Linked DNA regions of Homo sapiens: all the other regions are linked to region 2. The links are chromatin contacts, found by Hi-C or POLR2A ChIA-PET in ENCODE. All regions are on one chromosome and are shown on one strand. The core of a region is the stretch at or near the end of the contact, and the rest is flanking DNA. Distances in the headings are between cores, read along the strand shown. Region 1 holds the start of LINC01775 (long intergenic non-protein coding RNA 1775). Region 2 overlaps DOT1L (DOT1 like histone lysine methyltransferase). Region 3 overlaps GNG7 (G protein subunit gamma 7).

Evidence for each region. Hi-C counts contacts between places; a loop is a spot of excess contacts on that map. ChIA-PET counts read pairs that join two places held with the same protein, here RNA polymerase II (POLR2A). Pooled maps may share reads with other maps.
Region 1: a map of HCT116 shows a loop between it and region 2 (4-fold over the local background). The contact joins the promoter of LINC01775 here to the enhancer-like site in region 2. A Hi-C loop is called at or near these places in 2 of 168 maps with a recorded cell type or tissue (HCT116 and naive thymus-derived CD4-positive, alpha-beta T cell), 17 of 37 single-sample maps with no recorded cell type and 13 of 50 pooled maps. POLR2A ChIA-PET finds 5 or more read pairs at or near these places in 12 of 52 experiments (A549, AG04449, AG04450 and 9 more).
Region 3: a pooled map shows a loop between it and region 2 (9-fold over the local background). The contact joins two enhancer-like sites. A Hi-C loop is called at or near these places in 3 of 37 single-sample maps with no recorded cell type and 4 of 50 pooled maps. POLR2A ChIA-PET finds 5 or more read pairs at or near these places in 1 of 52 experiments (activated T-cell).

Annotation. Positions count from the first base shown.
Region 1 is chr19:2,460,643-2,463,471 of GRCh38, forward strand. LINC01775 (long intergenic non-protein coding RNA 1775) reads right to left here and starts at 1,543. Exons shown (of 2, transcript NR_134931.1): 1 at 1,339-1,543. RefSeq lists a silencer at 1,730-1,799.
Region 2 is chr19:2,170,164-2,173,096 of GRCh38, forward strand. The region is part of intron 1 of DOT1L (DOT1 like histone lysine methyltransferase); the gene reads left to right. Among named protein-coding and RNA genes, the nearest start is that of DOT1L, 7.7 kb to the left of the region's middle. RefSeq lists enhancers at 883-1,477, 1,023-1,392, 1,478-2,072. Within about 2 kb of position 1,353, at least 15 of the 41 ENCODE cell types and tissues checked have a DNase peak (open chromatin) inside an H3K27ac peak, as active enhancers do; they include GM12878, where a contact is called at or near this core.
Region 3 is chr19:2,560,624-2,563,493 of GRCh38, forward strand. All of the region lies in intron 2 of GNG7 (G protein subunit gamma 7), which reads right to left. Among named protein-coding and RNA genes, the nearest start is that of MIR7850, 69 kb to the right of the region's middle. RefSeq lists an enhancer at 2,012-2,101. Within about 2 kb of position 1,373, at least 7 of the 41 ENCODE cell types and tissues checked have a DNase peak (open chromatin) inside an H3K27ac peak, as active enhancers do.

The sequences.
Region 1 (2,829 bases), core at 293-2,792, 290 kb after region 2:
TGGGATGACAGGCATGCGCCACCATGCCTGGCTAATTTTTGTATTTTTGTAGAGTTTCCTCATGTTGGCCAGGCTGGTCTTGAACTCTGGACCTCAAGTGATCTGCTCACCTCGGTTTCGCAAAGTGCTGGGATTACAGGTGTGAGCCACTGCACCCGGCCCCTACAAAAAAATTTTTTTAATTAGTTGGTCGTGGTGGCGTGCATCTGTATCCCCAGCTACTTGGGAGGCCGAGTCAAGGAGATGGCTTAAGCCCAGGAGGTGGAGGCTGCAGTGAGCTATGATTGCACCATTTCACTCCAGCCTGGATGACAGCGCAAGACTCTCTCTCTCTTTTTTTTTTTTTTTGGCAGGGGGGACAGGGTCTCACCCTGTCACCCAGATTGCAGTGCAGTGGCTTGATCTCGGCTTACTACAACCTCCACCTCCCAGGGTCAAGTGATTCTCCTGCCTCAGCCTCCCGAGTAGCTGGGATTACAGGCGTGCGCCACTACGGCCCAGCTAATTTTTGCTAGAGACGGGGTTTCACCATGTTGGCCAGGCTGGTCTTGAACTCCTGACCTCAAATGATCCGCCCACCTCGGCCCTGCAAAGTGCTGGGATTACAGGCGTGAGACACCGTGCCCAGCTGCAAGACTCTTTCTCAAAACAAACAACAAATAAACCAGCCAGGCAAGAGGGAGCTAAGCAGTGACTGCGTATTTAGAGGACTGATACTGTTTTCCTTCCTCATAAAGGGAGGAATATAAAATATAAAGACAGATGGTAAAGCACAATGGGAAATAAATAATACTACAGGAGGCGGGGCCAGAGGGGAGAAGGATGATTGAGGTTTGGGTGGGAAATGGGGTCACTTTTTTTTTTTTTTGAGACAGAGTCTTGCTCTGTAGCCCAGGCTGAAGTGCACGATCTCAGCTCTCTGCAACCTCCGCCTCCTGGGTTCTTGTGATTCTCCTGCCTGAGCCTCCTGAGTAGCTGGGACTACAGGCATGTGCCACAACGCCCGGCTAATTTTTGTGTTTTTAGTAGAGACGGGGTTTCACCATGTTGGACCAGGCTGGTCTCGAACTCCTGATCTCAGGTGATCTGCCAGCCTCGGCCTCCCAAAGTGCTGGGATTACTGGTATGAGCCACCACGCCCGGCCGGGTCACTTTTCCTATTCTCCACCCTCAGACTGATCTGAAACCGCCCCCCCGCTCCGCATCAACTTCTCACTGACCACCGGCCTTGGCCACTGGCTGACCAGATCCCCCAACTAGCCCCTTACTGGAGGCCCTGCGGGGTCCCGCCCCCAACCCCATCGCGCTGCCCCTCTGGGCACTTCCATCCCCACATACCCCCATACCCAGCCTTTGCCCGTGCTGTTCCATCCGCCAGGAGCGCCGTTTCCTGCCTGACTGCGCGGCCCTGGGCCTCAGTCTTGCGCTCTGCAAACCGGGGTCTCGAATCTACCCCAGCCCTCCTGTCTCGGCGCTGGGGAGGGGCTTCGGGTGCCCAGAGCCATCCCCGCGGGACCCCCAGGGACTGGACTCCAAGTCCCAGAAAGCCCCGCGCTTCCCGTGGGTGGGGCCCGGGGCTTTCCCCCTCCCAGCGCGCAGTTTGGGAGGCGCTGGGCAATTTTCAAATTTTGGCGCCGAACGGGAGGGGCGGTGACAGCTGAGACCGTGGTCCCCCCGGGGGCACCCACGCCCAGGCTGCTGCTGGCAGCTGCGCCCAGAGCCCGAGGTCTGGGGCATCCCGCAAAGCTGCCCCGTCCATTCCGAGGGGCCTCCCAAGGCACCACACGCGCCAGGGGGCTCCGGGCCCATTTCCATTATGGAAAACTGAGGCACAGGAAGGTTAGGGACCGGTCGGGGAATCCGCACCAGGGGCGTAGCGGAGGCGGGATTCGAACGCGGGACCCTCTTTCCCCCGGGAGCTAGAAATTAGTGACCAATTGGCTGGGCGCGGTGGCTCACGCCTGTAATCCCAACTTTGGGAGTCCGAGGCGGGCGGATCACCTGAGGTCAGGAGTGCGAGACCAGAATGACCACCATGGCGAAACCCCGTCTCCACTTAAAAAAAAAAAAAAAAAAATTAGCCGGGCGTGGTGGCAGGCGCCTGTGACCCCAGCTACTCGGAAGGCTGAGGCAGGAGAATCGCTTGAACCCAGGAGGCGGAGGTTGCAGTGAGCCAAGATCGCGCCATTGCACTCCAGCCCGGGCTACAAAAGCGAACCTTCGTCTGAAAAAAAAAAAAAGAAAAGAAAAGAAAAGAAAGTTAGTGACCAACTGCTGTCTGCTTTTGGGGAGAGGGTACGGGGCCGCGGGAGAGAAATCCCGGACCCTGGGACTATGCAGCCCGTGAGGGCCCCAGTCCCGACCCGTCCATTCCACTGACCTCCACCCGGCACCGCCACTCCCACCCGGGGAGTGGATTTTGGCGCCAGATTTTAAAAATCTCAGCCTAACGGCTGTGGCTGGCTCCCAGCCCGGAATGCGAGCCTGGAGCCCGGATTCCGGAACCTGGATCTGGAGGAGCCCGGATTCCAGAGCCTGGTTCTGAGGGAGCTCGGATTCCGGAGCCTGGATCTCGGGGAGCCCGGATTCCGGAACCTGGATCTGAGGGAGCTCGGATTCCGGAGCCTGGATCTCCAGGAGCCCGGATTCCGGAACCTGGATCTCAGGGAGCCCGGATTCGGAGCTTGGGTCTGAGGGAGCTCGGATTCTGAAGCCTGGATCTCGGGGAGCCTGAATTCTGGAGCCTGGATTCTGGGCTGTGGGTCTTGGGAAGCCGAATTCTGGAACATAGATTCCAGAACTTGAAGGCCAAACCTGGTATCTAAGATC
Region 2 (2,933 bases), core at 103-2,602:
AAAGAATTTTTGTTCAAGTAATATTGGCCATTGATGGCTGCAAATCACTCTTGGTGTTACAGATTCCAGGAACAGGAAGATAGTGTCCGAGACCAGGATGCAGGAACAGATAGATGCCTTTCCACGCTTGCCCCTGGTGTGGTTGGGAGGCGTGACTGAAATCCTTGCTCTTGTCTCTCTGGACCTGATGCATTTTGCATGCCTCACTGGGCACGGACTGCTTGGAGCTGTTTTTATCTTCCAGCAGTGTGAGGTGTAGGAAGGACCCAACACGGTTCCTCCTGTGCTCTCCGCAGTCAACACAGAGGAGTTGCGGAACCAGATACGGGTACCCGGGGATTCATCAGTTCTGTGTTTCCTACTGGGCAGCCCCGATTCAACTCACTTCCAGCATGTCTACCTCGACACAGGCTCAGATCCCACGGGGTAAGGGCTCAGTCCCCAAGACTCCCCCACTTTCCATGCCAGTTAGAGGCCTCACGTTGTGACCTGTGCTTCTGAGTGACCGGTCGGCTGTAAATCCAGGTTCCCGTCACCCTTACCTCGGCTTGATTACATTGCCTCAGTGGCTCACAGAACTCCCGAGAAACACTTAGGTCCTTTGGTTAATGATAAAGGACGATCTGTGGGATGCCCATGAATACTGAGAAATGGATCCTCAGGGCAAGGCATGGGGGAAGGGCCCACTCCCTCCAGGAGTCTCCCGGAACGTGTGTCTCCCGGGACCTGTCCCCCTCCAGGAGTCTCCTGGAACCTGTCCCCCTCCAAGAGTCTCCCAGAACCTGTCCTTTAGAGTGTTGTTTCTCTCATTATTTTTGGGATAGGGTCTTGCTTTGTCACCCAGGCTGGAGTGCAGTGGCTCGATATCTGCTGACTGCATTCTCCGCCTCCCAGGCTGAAAGGATTCTCTTCCTTCAGCCTCCTGAGTAGCTGGGATTACAGGCATGAGCCACCACGCCTGGCTAAATTTTGTATTTTTTGGTGGGGCCTTGCTGTGTTGCCCCAGGCTAGTGGTAACTTTGATAAGCTTTGGGCCTCAGCCTCAGGCTGTGTGGTGGGGTCTAAGGTACAGCAGGGGCCCCAGAGGAGTCCTCCAGGGGAAGGACTGCGAGAATGCTGTGGCACTGGCAGAGCCTTTTACCTGGAGGATCCCTGCATTGAGCCCTTCTGGTCCCGAATTGTACTGAGCCCTCTTCTTCCTGCCTGTAGGCTGAAAGAATGAATTCCTGGCCCTGGAAGGTTCAAACAGCAGTTCTCAGGGGTGGAGGTGGCTCTGCCCCCAGGGGACACCTGGTGGCGTCTAGAGACCTTTGCGGTTGTCACCACCGGGGTGGGGGAAGCCCAAGGATGCTGCTCATCACTCACAGAGCTTGGGGCAGCCCCACCACCGAGGGCGGGCCAGGAGACGCCAAGAGCTGTGCCTTTCATCGCCTGGGGTCCCGGGCACCGACCGCCGCCGGGTGTCGCTCCGTGTTCGTGTACATGCCTTCTCCTGGGGGTAGCCCTGCTTTTATTTCCTGAGTGCTTCCTGGGACCATGCATGTCCGGCAGGCCCTGGCCAAGATCCAGGCTTGCTGCGTGCAGTCCCCGCCCACTGTGTCCCCCTGAGGGAAGGACCTGAGGTGAAGTTAGCGTAATGGGAGTGTATTTGGGCCTCGTTTGCGGGCTGCAGCTCTGGAGACACAGATTCAAGTGCCCAGAATGTATGCGCGGCAGTTACAAGTGGGGCTTCCTGGAGAAAAGAAGGGGCGGCTTTTGCATTGGAATCACAGAAGTGATTGCCCGGCTCCACGTCCTTCCTGGTATCTCAGACTCCAGGGACGTGAAGATAACAGATGGTCACATTGTGCAAATAGTGATAACCTTGTAGGTAATTCATCAGCTAGTGTGGAAACCCCAGGGGAGGAAAGAAGGCCCTGGGAGGGAGTGACTGAAACTCACTTGGAGGCTCTCTGGGCCTGTGGAGTTCTGCACAGCATGCAGCTCCCACTCCTCGGACGCACTTTTCTTTTTTGTTTTCTTTTCTTTCCTTTTTTTTTTTTTTGAGACGGAGTCTCGCTCTGTGGCCCAGGCTGGAGTGCAGTGGCGCGATCTCTGCTCACTGCAAGCTCCGCCTTCAGGGTTCAAGTGATTCCCCTGCCTCAGCCTCCCGAGTAGCTGGGACTACAGGCGCCCGCCGCCACGCCCAGCTAATTTTTTGTATTTTTAGCAGAGATGGGGTTTCACCATGTTAGCCAGGATGGTCTCGATCTCCTGACCTCATGATCCACCCGCCTTGGGCTCCCAAAGTGCTGGGATCACAGGTGTGAGCCACCGTGCCCGGCCAGCCACTTTTCTTTCTTTCTTTTTTTTTTTTTGAAGACAGAGTCTCACTCTTTTTACTCAGGCTGGAGTGCAGTGGCGCCATCTCGGCTTACTGAAACCTCCGCCTCCTGGGTTCAAGCCATTCTCCTGCCTCAGCCTCCCGAGTAGCTGGGATTACAGATGTGTGCCACCAGGCCCAGCTAGTTTTTGTATTTTTAGTGGAGACGGGGTTTCACCATGTTAATCAGGCTGGTCTCAAACTCCTGACCTCGTGGTCTGCCTGCCCTGCCTCCCAAAGTGCTGGGATTACAGGCGTGAGCCACTGCGCCTGGCAATATTTTTCCTCTTTTTTTTGAAATAACATCCTTGTTGTGACAGTTCACGTATCATAAAGTTCACCTGTTTTAGGCTGGACGTGAGAATGGCATGAACCCAGGAGGCGGAGCTTGCAGTGAGCTGAGATCGTGCCACTGCACTCCAGCCTGGGCAACTGCGCGAGACTCCATCTCAAAAAAAAAAAAAAAGTTCACCCGTTTTAAGTGTACATTTCAGTGTGTTTTAGTATATTCACAGATTGTGCAGTCGTCACCATTGTCTAATTCCAGAACGTTCTAATCACCCCAAAAGGA
Region 3 (2,870 bases), core at 123-2,622, 390 kb after region 2:
CCCCGATGTCCACAGGGCCTGGGGGGACCCTGAATTCATTATTTGGAAAAAAGCTGGGCGCGGTGGCTCACGCCTGTCATCCCAGCACTTTGGGAGGCCGAGGTGGGTGGATCACTTGATGTCAGGAGTTCGAGACCAGCCTGACCAACATGGGTAGACCCCGTCTCTACTAAAAATACAAAAATTAGCCAGGCGTGGTGGTGGGTGCCTGTAATCCCAGGTACTCAGGAGGCTGAGGCAGGAGAACTGCCTGAACCTGGGAGGCGGATGTTGCAGTGAGCCGAGATCGTACCATTGCACTCCAGCCTGGGCGACAGAAGGAGACTGTTTCAAAAAAAAAAAAAAAAAAATTATTTGGGAAAACAGTTGAATGCAATTTCTGCTCACAGTAGGCATCAGAATAAGCTCCCGATGGGGCAGACGGTGTGTAAACCAGAGGGATCCCAGCTCCTGGGACTCACCTCCTCTCTCCCTCCCCCATTCAAGGTGTGGATTGCAATGTGTGCAGCCTCCTGGGACCTCAGCAGGGCAGAGGATCATGGGACGCAGAGTCTCTTGGGGGTCCGTGGAATCCCATAACCCAGGGGGGCTCAACCAGGATGATTCTGCTCCCAGGGGATGCTGGGCCATGTCTGGGGACATCTGTGGCTGTCACGACTGGGGGTGCTCCTGGAATGGAGTGGGTGGAGGCCAGGGACGCTGTTCAGCACCCTGCAGTGCCCAGGTTGGCCCAACCCCAGAGAATGACCCAGGCCCCAATATCCACGGTGCCCTGGGGAGACCCTGGTTAGGTCCTGTCACAGTTTTGGTGTCAGCACCACTGCCCTTCTGTGCCCAGGAGGGGCCCTGTCCTCCCCTTGTCCCTTCCTCTCTGCACCCTGGCCTGGGTCTTTGACCCTCCCAGCTCTTAGCACTCTTGGACACACAATCCCCACAAGAGCCTCTCTCAGAAAGATAGAAATGACACTGGTTGGCCGGGCGCAGTGGCTCATTCCTGTAATCCCAGCACTTTGGGAGGCCGAGGCGGGTGGATCACCTGAAGTAGGAGTTCAAGACCAGTCTGCCCAACATGGTGAAACTCCGTCTCTACTAAAAAAAAAAAAAAAAATTAGCTGGGCATAGCGGCAGGCGCCTGTGATCCCAGCTACTCGGGAGGCTGAGGCAGGAGAATCGCTTGAACCTGGGAGGCAGAGGTTGCAGTGAGCCGAGATTGCACCATTGCACTCCAGCCTGGGTGACAAGAGCAAAACTCTGTCTAAAAAAAAAGAAATGACACTGGCTTCTTTCTCTTCTTTGCACTCTGAAAAGCACCTGAGAGCAAAGTGCCCAGCAGAGGCAGCTGCCCCGGGGCGACCCGAGAAACAGGAAACCCTGTTTCTGAGCTTCGCAGGCTCTTCTGGGAGACCAGCGGGTAATCCCCTTCCTCCGACATTTCTCTGAGAAGTCTCTCTGCGTTCTGCTTCTCAGAAAGAAACCAGGGTCCGGGGCAGGCATTCACGCCCTCCACCCACTCAGGGGTTTGCAGTAACACCCTTGGGATCTGCAGGTTCACACAGAGCCAGAGCCGTGAGTCACCGCAGCCCCGGAGCTGCCGGGGTCCCCACCTGCTCAGCCCCAGGAACACACATCTACAGCGGGTTCCTTTTTCTTTTCTTTCTTTTTCTTTCTTTTTTTTTTTGAGACAGAGTCTGGCTCTGTCGCCCAGGCTGGAGTGCAGTGGCGCGATCTCGGCTCACTGCAACCTCCGCCTCCCAGGTTCAAGTGATTCTCCTGCCTCAGCCTCCCAAAGTGCCGGGATTACAGGCGTGAGCCACCGCGCCCCGCTCCTTTTCCTTTTCTTTTAAATGATTAATACTCATGATTTCTGTTCAGCTGAAAGCTACACTCACTTTCAATACCTACAACAGGGTTTTTCCCCCCGGGCACTGTGGACACTGGGGCCAGATCCTTCTCTGGGGTGGGGCCATCCTGGGCACTGCAGGGTGCTGAGCAGTGTCCCTGACCTCCACACACTCCATGCCAGCAGCAGGTGCCCCCAGACATTTACTGAGTGTACCCTGGTCAGGGGGGACAGGATCGCTCCCAGCGTACACTGGAATCTTAGGGGATTCCACAGACCCCCAAGAGACTCTGCGTCCATAATCCTCTGCCCTGCTGAGTTCCCAGAAGGCTGCACACATTGAAATCCACACTCTGAGTGGGGAGGGAGAGAGGATGTGAGTCCCAGGAGCTGCAGTCCCTCTGGTTTACACCATCGGCCCCATCGGGAGTTTATTCTGGTGTCCAGTGTGAGCAAGGGACAGATTCAATCTTTTTCTTTTTCTTTTTTTTTGTTTTTTGAGACAGAGTCTCGCTCTGTCGCCCAGGCTGGAGTGCAGTGGCGTGATCTCGGCTCACTGCAAGCTCCTCCTCCCGGGTTCACGCCATTCTCCTGCCTCAGCCTCCCAAGTAGCTGGGACTACAGGCGCCCACCACCACGCCCAGCTAATTTTTTTTTTGTACTTTTAGTAAAGACGGGGTTTCACCGTGTTAGCCAGGATGGTCTCGATCTCCTGACCTCGCGATCCACCTGCCTCAGCCTCCCAAAGTGCTGGGATTACAGGTGTGAGCCACTGCGTCCGGCCCAGTATTTTTCAAATAATGAACACAGGTCTCTCCCGTTCTGTACTCTGGACATTGGGCCTGGATCATTCTCTGGGGTGGGGCCGTCCTCGGCACTGTAGGCTGCTGAGCAGCGTCCCTGGCCTCCACCCACTCCATGCTGGGAGCACCCCGTAGTCGTGACTACCAGAAATGTCCCCACATTCTACTCAGGATCCTAAGAGAACCACTCCCAAGCATTATTGAGGTCACACTTTTTTTTGTTTTTG